Regions from separate parts of the Homo sapiens genome. Here region 2 is linked to region 1. Evidence: chromatin loops called from intact Hi-C (ENCODE). Cell type or tissue: GM12878. All regions are shown on one strand. Each heading gives the region's core, and the rest is flanking DNA. Links, peaks and the distances in the headings are about the cores only. Region 1 has its middle 14 kb from the start of LINC01827. Region 2 overlaps LOC105376755 (a long non-coding RNA gene).

Region 1 (5,384 bases), core at 230-5,229:
CTAGGCTGCTTGCATCAGAATCACATGGAAGATGTGTTAGAATCCAGATTCCCTGATCTCTCTGAAAGCAGGGCCTGGAAATCGGCATGTGAAACACATATCCTAACACATTTTCACATACACAGATGTTCCCGCTCCAGCGCTGTGGAGTTATTGAGACAGGTTCTTATTCTATCTTCTTATATTTTTGTTTTGGCATTTTCTTATTGTCTCTGCTGTTTCTCTGCCATCATCACTGTTATCCTTGGGAAAGAGCAGGCGATGTTGACTGATAGTGGTGGAACTGGGGAAGGTGATAATACAAGTAATACAATTTTTGCGAATTTGTTTTATCTACTTAAAACGGCTCTCTCCAGACCAATTTGCATGAAAAACAGGAAGCTGACTAAATTGAAAGAAAATGCTAAATCTTCAGGTTGCACCTTCATATCAAGAAAAATTCTATTAGGTACACACACAAGTAGGTAAAAACAGCAGGAGGCTAGTGAGGAGGTTGTGCAGTGGCCTCCCACACCTCCCACACATCTGCTTCTGCTTTTGTGCTGTACTCTCGGAGAGCTCCTACTGACCCAAATACCAATCCGGTGGACTCTTAATGTCTTTTTTTTTTTTTTTTTTTTTTTTTTTTTGAGACAGGGTGTCACTCTGTTGCCCAGGCTGGAGTGCAGTGGCCAGATCTCCGCTCACTGCAACCTCCACCTCCTGGGTTTAAGCAGTTCTCGTGCCTCAGCTTCCCGAGTAGCTGGGATTACAGGCACACTCCACCATGCCTGGCTAATTTTTGTACTTTTAGTAGAGTCAGGGCTTCACCATGTTGGCCAGGCTGGTCTTGAACTCCTGACCTCAAGTGATTTGCCTGCCTTGCCTCTCAAAGTTCTGGGATTACAGGCGTGAGCCACCGCACCCAGCAAGATCCAACTTTTGAACCAACACTTCATCTTGAGATTCTTACATTCCTTGCTGGTTTTAATTTCTTTCGTCCTTTAGCACCTTTCCAGCCTTTCTTATAGCCCCCTTCTCTTTGTCCACTGCTTGTATACTGCTTTTCATTGCGCTTTTTTCCTTGGCTGTCTTTCTCACCAATCTTTTTCTGTCTCTGCCTCTCTCTTTTCCCATGTCCCCATTTTCTCTCTTCACAGATTATTGAATATTTACTATGGGTCAGGCACACTTCTAAGTACATTACATAAAATAACTCAGTTAATTTTCACAACCTCATAATTGCAGGAACTGAAACAGAGAAGTTAATTTGCCTAAGATCACATGGCTAGCTAGTAATGGAGCTATGATCCAGACGCTAGCATTTTGGCTCCAGAGCCTATGCTCTTAATCATTACATACCTTCTTTTCTTAGTCTACAAGCCCATTTGACTGAGCTTATCCATTTTTTTTTTTTAGCTTCAACTTCTAACTATAAGCTCATTTGATATCTCTAATTCCAATCATGCCTGTCATCTGAGTTCGTCATCCCTGATGCTCACTGGACAACTTTACTAGTATTTCCCCATAGGGTATTAAACAGTTGATATTCCCACAACTGAACTCACTGTCTTTCTTGCCTTTAGCTTACAGTGTCTCCATTCTCCTTGTCACCAATGCAAGAAAACTGGGAGCCATCCTACAGTTATTTTGTCCAGTGTACTCTACCTCCTGATCATTTTTGTTTCATTTCTGTTCCTTTCTCTTCTTCCCTTCTGCCACCACAACTACACTTTGGGATTATAGTAAATATTTTTCTCATTCTTTTGAGCAAAGGATTAGTTTTTACCTTATGATATTGTGAGTCTTAACTGATGAGGTTCTCTTCTTTGAATTACCTACTCTGATGCATGGAGTCACATGTGAAAGCTACCTATTAAAAAAAAACTATAGAAACCTGGCTGGATATGGTGGCTCACACCTGTAATCCTAGCACTTTGGGAGGCTGAGGTGGGCAGACCACTTGAGCTCAGGAGTTTAAAACCAGCCTGAGCAACATGGCAAAACCCAGTCTCTACAAAAAAAAAAAAAAAAAAAAAAAAAATTAGCTGGGCTTCGTGTCGCACACCTATAGTCTCAGAAACTTACTTGGGAGGCTGAGGTGGCAGGAACGCTTGAGCTCGGGAGGTCAAGGCTGCAGTGAGCTGAGATCTTGCCACTGCACTCCAGCCTGGGCGACTGAGTGAGACCCTGTCTCAAAAACAAGAAAAAAAAAATAGAAACGTATGCAATAATTTTCTGAACAAAGTTCTCTCTTGCTACTATCGTATTCCCTTAGGCTCATTTTAAAAAACTTGCTTTCAATTCTATTTTATATTACTCTACCCACAATAAACTACTTGCAGTTCCCTCAAATTTGCCAATGTGTGTGTGAGTGTGTATGTGTGTGTACATACCTGGACCATTGCCCATGCTGGAATGCCCTTTCTCGCCTCGCCTACTTGACAAATATCTATATTTTCCAAATCTCAATTCAAGATCATTTTATTCTTGAAATTATTAATGATACCTAACTTATGCCACCTCAATATGCCACGTACACTTTTTAATTTTTAACACCTATTGCCCTGATTTGCTTAAATATTTCTGTCCCTTCTGAAGTGTAATTTCTGTGAGATCAGAGACTGTATCTCATCTTTCCATTTTCAGTGGCCTAATAAAGCTGCATCTTTAGAAGTGGCTCATGGAATGATTCTACAAATAATAACTGTCATCCTTATGGAGCAGGTACCAGATGACAATAAACAGGCCAAACTGCAATGACATCTCAGCAAAGCCCACATATACCACTTATATATTTGGGAGATTTTCATAGTTTTGAAATGCTTTTGAATCTTTTTAAAGCCCTGTTTCTCTGCAATAGTAATAATAATAAAAAAAAAACTCTCAAAACAAGTATGCGTTACATGCTGGTTCCAAGAAGGAGGGAAGCTGGGGCAAACCACATCCTGCTTTCAAAGGAACCAACAAAGACCATGAGTAAAGCATGAGCTGAGGCTGATGAAGTGCACCTGTCCTGTGACAGTTCATGAGCAGTCAGCCTCTCATGAAAGTGGCAAGTTCTCTGTATTTTTACATAGCCAAGTCAGGCATTTCTAGGCTCATCTGTGGGACGAGGACACAATAGAGCAGGAAATGGCTTTGATGCTCCCAGTTTTAGTTTCCTAGGGCTGCTGTAACAAGACACCACAAACTGGGTTGCTTAAACATCTGTATTTGTTTCACGGTTGTGGAGGCTGGGAGTCTAAAATCAGCGTTGGTAGGGTTGGTTCCTTTTGGAGGCCCTAAGGGAGAAACTGACCTGGGCCGCTCCCCTAGCTTCTGGTGCTTGCTGACATTTTTGGCATTGCTTGGCTTGCAGCTGCAACCCTCCAATCTCTGTCTCCATCATCAAATGGCCCTGTCTCTGTGTATGTCTAAATTTTCCCCTTGTTTAAACTTTTAATTTTAGGTTTGTGGGGTACATGGGAAGGTTTGTTACATAGGTAAACCAATGTCATGGGAGTTTGTTGTATGCATTATTTTATCATCCAAGTGTTAGGCCAAGTACCCAATAGTTACCTTTTCTGCTTCTTTCCCTCCTGATGCCCTCCCCACTTAAGTAGGTCCCAGTGTCTTTTGTTTCCTTCTTTGTGTTCGTAGTTCTTATCATTTAGCTCCTACTTATAAGTGAGAACATATTGTATTTGGTTTTCTGTTCCTCCATTAGTTTGCTAAGGATAATAGTCTCCAGCTCCATCCATGTTCCCGCAAAAGACATGATCTTGTTCTTTTTTTATAGCTGCATAGTATTCCCTGGTATATAAGTATCACATTCTCTTTATCCAATCTGTCATTGATGGTCATTTGGGTTGATTCTATATCTTTGCTATTGTGAATAGTGCTGCAATAAACATTTGCATGTGTGTGTCTTTATGGTAGAATGATTTATATTCTTCTGGATATATATGGGATTGCTGGGTAGAATGGTAGTTCTGCTTTTAGCTCTTTGAGGAATTGCCATGCTGCTTTTCACAAGGGTTGAACGAATTTACACTCCTACCAGTAGTGTATACTGATTGTCAGAATGTTCATACCTCTTTCCGTAAATATACTCTAATGCAGTATAACCTCATCTTAACTTGATTATATCACCGAGGCTCTTATTTGTTTCCAAATAAGGTCCCATTTGTAGGTTTTAGGGGTTCAGACTTGAGCAAATCTTTTTGGGGATACTGTTCAACCCACAATGCCCCACCACACTTTAAATCTCCTTGGACCACAAGGTCAGCATATAGGCTTTTCCACTGCTTTGTTGGAGGTGGTGGTGAGAGTGGCAAAAGGTGACCATGACCTGAGAATCTTGGGGTTCTGGGTCATGAGTCATCTCCCCATCTACCTGCTTTTAGATGGATGAGGCTAAAAAGCATTATTTATTTACTTTTATTGTTTAAGGTTTCTGAAAATATATTTGAAGTAAACACATATTTTGAATGTAATAATTTAAATTATTCTAAATCATATGTTTGCTATATAAAGCATTAGAATCAAAAGTTTATATCCTTTTTAGTTTTTTTTGTTTCTTTTCTTTTCATTTTTTTTTTTTTTTTTAGAGATGGTTTCTTGCTATATTGCCAAGGCTGGTCTCAAACTCCTGAACTCAAGTGATCCTCCTGCCTTTGTCTCCTAAGTAGCTGAGATTACAGGTGTGAGCCTCCATGCTTGCCTCCTTTTTAGATTTTTAAATTATTTATTTATTTATTTAGTAGAGATGGGATTTCACTATGTTGGCCAGGCTGGTCTCAAACTCCTGACCTCAAGTGATCTGCCCGCCTTGGCCTCCCAAAGTGCTGGAATTACAGTCATGAGCCACTACACCTGGCCTGATTTTTAAAGAATTTAAATGATGTCTCAAATAATTTAACCACTAGAAAATTAAATCAATGTGCCAAAAATCATATTTCAAAAAATAATAAAAATAAAGGAGAAAATGCAATAGATAAACTGAAGAATTAGAAAATAATAGAGCAAGAGGGCTCTTAAAGATTTTTGTTTAGGTCAATAAATCCTGCCTTCCTCAGTGTGTAAAGTGAGACCCATTTAAACATTTTTTTCCAAAGTTACCCAGCTAATTAGTGGGCACAATTTAGACTATATTTCAAGTTTTTTTTTTTTTTTTAGATGGAGTTTTGTTCTTGTTGCCTAGGCTGGAGTGCAATGGTGAGATCTCAGCTCACTGCAACCTCTGCCTCCTGGGTTCAAGTGATTCCCTTGCCTCAGCCTGCCAAGTAGCTGGGATTACAGGCGCACATCACCATGCCCGGTTAATTTTTTGTATTTTTAGTAGAGACGGGGTTTCACCATGGCCCGGCTGGTCTTGAGCTCCTGACCTCAGGTGATCCGCCTACCTTGGACTCTCAGAGTGC
Region 2 (5,384 bases), core at 287-5,286, 220 kb after region 1:
AAAAAGATGACTTAACATTAACCACTGAAAATTTCCTTAACCTGGCAGATTTCCTAACAGGGGATTTAAATCTTAACTACCATACAAAAGTCCGACCAGACCTAGGAGAAACTCCCTTCAGGACAGGATGATAGATGGTTCCTCCTGGGTGATTGAAAAAAAAAACAAAAAACCACAATGGGTATTCAGTAACTGATAGGGAAACTCTTATAGAAGCAGTTAGGAAAATTGCCTAATAATTGGTCTGTTCAAAGGTACAAGCTGTTTGCACTCAGCCAAGCCTTAAAATACTTACAGAATCAAGAAACTCTATCTCAATCCTGACTCAAAAGGTTACCTACACCCCCTCTGAAACAAATTTGCATAAGAATTGTTGTTTATGGGAATGCATCTTGATGGGGCAGCTGGGTTGTTATGAAATACTCAGGAACCCAGCCCAGCTCTAGAACTCACCCCTGAGCACAAAGGCAATGTTAGGCATGGTGGTAAAGGACCACTAGAATCCAGCAGCCCAGACCCCTTTCTTTGTGGTCAAGAAAGGCGGGAAAACAGGTGTAGGACTGCTACATCGGTGAGCGTAACTAATCCGATAAGCAGAGGTCCATGGGTGGTTATGCACCCTGGAAAGGAATAAGCATTAGGACCATCAAGGATGCTCTATGACTAATGCTCATTGGAAAATGACTAGGGCTGCTGGCATCCATATGTTCTTTTTTCAGATGGGAAACGTTCCCCGCAAGGAAAAACTCCACTAAGATGTATTCTGGAGAATTTGGCCCAGTCAGAGTGTATGTACCTTTTACCCTGTCAGACTTGAAGCAAACTAAAATAGACCTAGGTAAATTCTCAGATAACTCTGATGACTATATTGGTGTTTTACAAGGGTTAGGACAATCCTTTGATCTGACATGGAGAGATACAATGTTACTGCTAGATCAGACACTAACCCCAAATGAGAGAAGTGCCACCATAACTGTAGCCCAAGAGTTTGGCGATCTCTGGTATCTCAGTCAGGTCAATAATAGGATGACAACAGAAGAAGGAGAGCAATTCCTCACAAGCCAGCAGGCAGTTCCTAGTGTAGACTCTCACTGCGACACAGAATCAGAACATGGATATTGGTGCCACAGACATTTGCTAACTTGCGTGCTAGAAGGACTAAGGAAAACTAGGAAGAAGCCTATAAATTATTCAATGATGTCCACTGTAACACAGGGAAAGGAAGAAAATCCTACTGCTTTTCTGGAGAGACTAAGGGAGGCATTGAGGAAGCGTATCTCTCTGTCACCTGACTCTACTGAAGGTCAACTAATCTTAAAGGATAAGTTTATCACTCAGTCAGTTGCAGACATTAGAAAAAACTTCAAAAGTCCACCTTAGGCCCGCAGCAAAACTTAGAAACCCTATTGAACTTGGCAACCTTGGTTTTATATAATAGAGATCAGGAGGAGCAGGCAGAACGGGACAAATGGGATAAAAGAAAAAAGGCCACCGCTTTAGTCATGGCCCTCAGGCAAGTGGACTTTGGAGGCTCTGGAAAAGGGAAAGGCTGGGCAAATCAAACGCTTAATAGGGCTTGCTTCCAGTGCGGTCTACAAGGACACTTTAAAAAAGATTGTCTGAATAGAAATAAGCCGCCCCCTCGTCCATGCCCCTTATGTTAAGGGAATCACTGGAAGGCCCACTGCCCCAGGGGACGAAGGTCCTCTGAGTCAGAAGCCACTAACTAGATGATCCAGCAGCAGGACTGAGGGTGCCCGGGGCAAGCGCCAGCCCATGCCATCACCCTCACAGAGCCCCGGGTATGCTTGACCATTGAGGGCCAAGACGCTAACTGTCTCCTGGACACTGGCGCAGCCTTCTCAGTCTTACTCTCTTGTTCCAGACAACTGTCCTCCAGATCTGTCACTATCCGAGGGGTCCTAGGACAGGCAGTCATTAGATACTTCTCCCAGCCACTACTTGTGACTGGGGAACTTTACTCTTTTCTTATGCCTTTCTAATTATGCCTGAAAGCCCCACTCCTTTGTTAGGGAGAGACATCCTAGCAAAACCAGGGGCCATTATACACTAGAATTAGGAGAAGGAAAAAGGGTAAATATATATACAGACTCTAAGTATGCTTACCTAGTCCTCCATGCCCACGCAGCAATATGGAGAGAAAGGGAATTCCTAACTTCTGAGGGAACTCCTATCAAACATCAGGAAGCCATTAAGAGATTGTTATTGGCTGTACAGAAACCTGAAGAGATGGGGTCATCAGAAAGGAAAACAAAGGGAAATAGAAGGGAACCGGCAAGTGGATATTGAAGCCAAAAGAGCCACAAGGCGGGACCCTCTGTTAGAAAAGCTTATAGAAAGACCCCTAGTATGGGGTAATCCCCTCCAGGAAACCAAGCCCCAGTACTCAGCCGAAGAAATAGAATGGGGACCCTCACAAGGACATAGTTTCCTCCCCTCAGGATGGCTAGCCACCAAAGAAGGAAAAATACTTTTGCCTGCAGCTAACCAGTGGAAATTACTTAAAATCCTTCACCAAACCTTTTACTCAGACATTGATAGCACCCATCAGATGGTCAAATCATTTACTGGGCCAAGCCTTTGCAAAACTATCAAGGGCCTGTGAAGTGTGCCAAAGAAATAATCCCCTACACTTCAGGCCATACATTTCAATCCCTGTATCTTTAACCTCCTTGTTAAGTTTGTCTCTTCCAGAATCAAACTGTAAAACTACAAATCGTTCTTCAAATGGAGCCCCAGATGCAGCCCATGACTAAGATCTACCGTGGACTGCTGGACTGGCCTGCTAGCCCATGCTCCAATGTTCATGACATCGAAGGCACCTCTCCAGAGGAAATCTCAACTGCATGACCCCTATTACACCCCAATTCAGCAGGAAGCAGTTAGAGCGGTCGTCAGGCAACCTCCCCAACAGTACTTGGGTTTTCCTGTTGAGAAGGGGAACTGAGAGACAGGACTAGCTGGATTTCCTAGGTCGACTAAGAATTCCTAAGCCTAGCTGGGGAAGGTGACAGCACCTACCTTTAAACATGGGGCTTGTAACTCAGCTCACACCTGACCAATCAGGTAGTAAAGAGGGCTCACTAAAATACCAGTTAGACTAAAAGCAGGAGGTAAAGAAATAGTCAAATCATGTATCGCCTGAGAGCACAGGGGGAGGGACAATGATCGGGATATAAACCCAAGCATTTGAACTGGCGGTGGAAACCCCCTTTGGGTCTCCTCCCATTGTATGGGAGCTCTGTTTTCACTCTATGAAATCTTGCAGCTGCCAAAAAAAAAAAAAAAAAAAGCCATACTTTTGTGTTTTTTCACTATAGCATTTATCACTATATAATGTATCTTATTATCTTGTTTATATTTTGTCACACTAGAATGTAAGCTCCATAAAGCAGGAATTTTTTCCCCTGTTTTTCTCACTGCTATTTCCATAGTAGATGTTTGTGGTAAATACTAAAAAAATATGAATACATAATTGAAAAGCTTAATTCTTAATTAAGATTGAAATCCTGCATGGTAAATTTTTATCAAGTTGGCTCCATCAAGGCATGAATGTCTGTGAACCAAATGTGAGCTCTCTGCTACTGATGTCTGCCTTCCTCCCTTGTGTTCTGTGTTAACCTCTGATGCAGGTTGTAGGAAGCTGGTAATACCTCCACGTTCTCCAAGTTTTCTTACACTTTCTCCATATGGCTGAGGTCTTCAGATTGCTCTCCATTCTAGACCCAATTTAAGTTTTTATTCCAATGGCCATTCTTGCCCTTCAGCTTTTCTGAAATGAAAAACACTTTGCCTTGAGATAGAAGTCCCAGATGCTGAATGCACACCTGCAGTTCCCATTATTGCTTATGTAGATTCTTCACTGCTCAGACTCCTTAATAGGAACTTGCACCTCTTTCACTTGGTATCTCAATGTGCTGTATGACTGTTGCTTCACTGCAGATCCATTAAGCTCTCAGGCCAAAATGAAGCACTAGGCTCATTTAACTGATGAAGCCCTTGTTCCTCTCATTTCTATCTCATATTCTTCTGCAATGATTCTAAGGTATTTCAGACAGGGACAAACAGGGAGGGAACATGAGGTTGCTGATACCTGGAAGATGAGACTCCTAAGAACAAGCATTGCCTACCAGCTGATTTTTTTGCACAGAAGGCCTCCACTTACATGATTAGGAAATAAAATACATACAAAAATACCCAAAGAACTTTTTTCTGCCTTATGTTGGAGAAAGAAGTGACCTAATTATTGTTTTCAACTACATGACGGACTGTGTCCATCTGTTTTTCTCCTCCACCAGGAATAGAACTAGAGGAAACAGGCTTAATCTGTAGCCTGAGCTTTGTAGTTTAAACATAAAGGAGAATTTCCTGACAGTGAGTAGTGGATTATAGAATTTGTTTCTTATAAGATTTAGATTTCCATCTGGCTGGGGTATGTTTGATGCAGTTGTCTCCAAAATTGGTGGAGGTGGGTGTATATGTAGGTTAAATGACTCCTCAAAGATTCTTATTCTTAAGCATTTATGATTAACTTTTTGAAAAAAGTCTTACAAATGACTTCATGCTGTCCTAATATTTTTAATGTAGGATAATGTGAATTTTAATTTATTGGAGGAGTGTATTTAAAAATAACTTCAAAAATGAATGTTCAGACACTTTTAGAGTGTAGAAGGGCATATCTTTGAATTTTGAAAAGATTGAACATGGTTTACTAAATGTATTTCTGGGCTTGCCCTAGTTGAAGCTGCTGTTTAGTTATGTTTTGTATTTCTAAAATTAAGCGAATTTGGAAAGAATTTTTTTCATGTGAAAGCTTTGATTTTGGGCAATATTGATAGTTGCAAACTTAATGCCCATCATCTTTGCCCAAAAGTTTAAAGAAAAGCTTTCTGATAATTATAGTTACTCAACAAGTCAAATGATAGATAATGGTAATAGAAATAAAAGCAATCCACTGACTGAATTATACAATATGATTCTTTGAAAAGTGATATAGTTAGAGAATAACTGAAGTAGAAATACAATAAAATAGATAAGAAGAAAGATAGATTCAAAGTGACCTCTGGGTTAGTTTAGAAATCTGTATAAATATCGAAGTATTGAAATTCTGCTAAACTCACACTTGGGACTTGCATGAAACTATTCATTCAAAAACAAGTGCAAAATGTTAAAAATGTGAACCTCTTAATCTTGATAAAAGATGTTAAATGCAAAAGACTGATAATTAAAGAAGAGGCTTTTTGATAATAGGTTGAATACTAATAACCACATTAAAATCTCCACCAAGTATTCTGTGTATCTTTCAAGACAGAAGATGTCTGCTATATTTACTTTCTTGATTGTATTTGAAATTAATTTGTACA

The links. Hi-C counts contacts between places; a loop is a spot of excess contacts. Peaks named below come from ENCODE experiments on the same cell type or tissue, not always from the same donor. Only the 100,000 strongest peaks of a DNase experiment are listed, where the experiment ranks them.
Region 2: a loop joins it to region 1, with 3 times the contacts of the local background. A loop is called at or near these places in 2 of 110 quality-filtered maps.

What each region holds. Positions count from the first base shown.
Region 1 is chr2:195,557,367-195,562,750 of GRCh38, reverse strand. No RefSeq gene overlaps it. Among named protein-coding and RNA genes, the nearest start is that of LINC01827, 14 kb to the left of the region's middle. RefSeq lists an enhancer at 3,091-3,140. In GM12878, for the core only: no CTCF peak of the experiment used is centred there; DNase peaks (open chromatin) are centred at 442, 1,280 and 3,080; H3K4me3 peaks cover 1,191 bases; H3K27ac peaks cover 4,106 bases.
Region 2 is chr2:195,332,586-195,337,969 of GRCh38, reverse strand. The region is part of intron 1 of LOC105376755 (a long non-coding RNA gene); the gene reads left to right. Among named protein-coding and RNA genes, the nearest start is that of LINC01825, 200 kb to the left of the region's middle. In GM12878, for the core only: no CTCF peak of the experiment used is centred there; no DNase peak of the experiment used is centred there.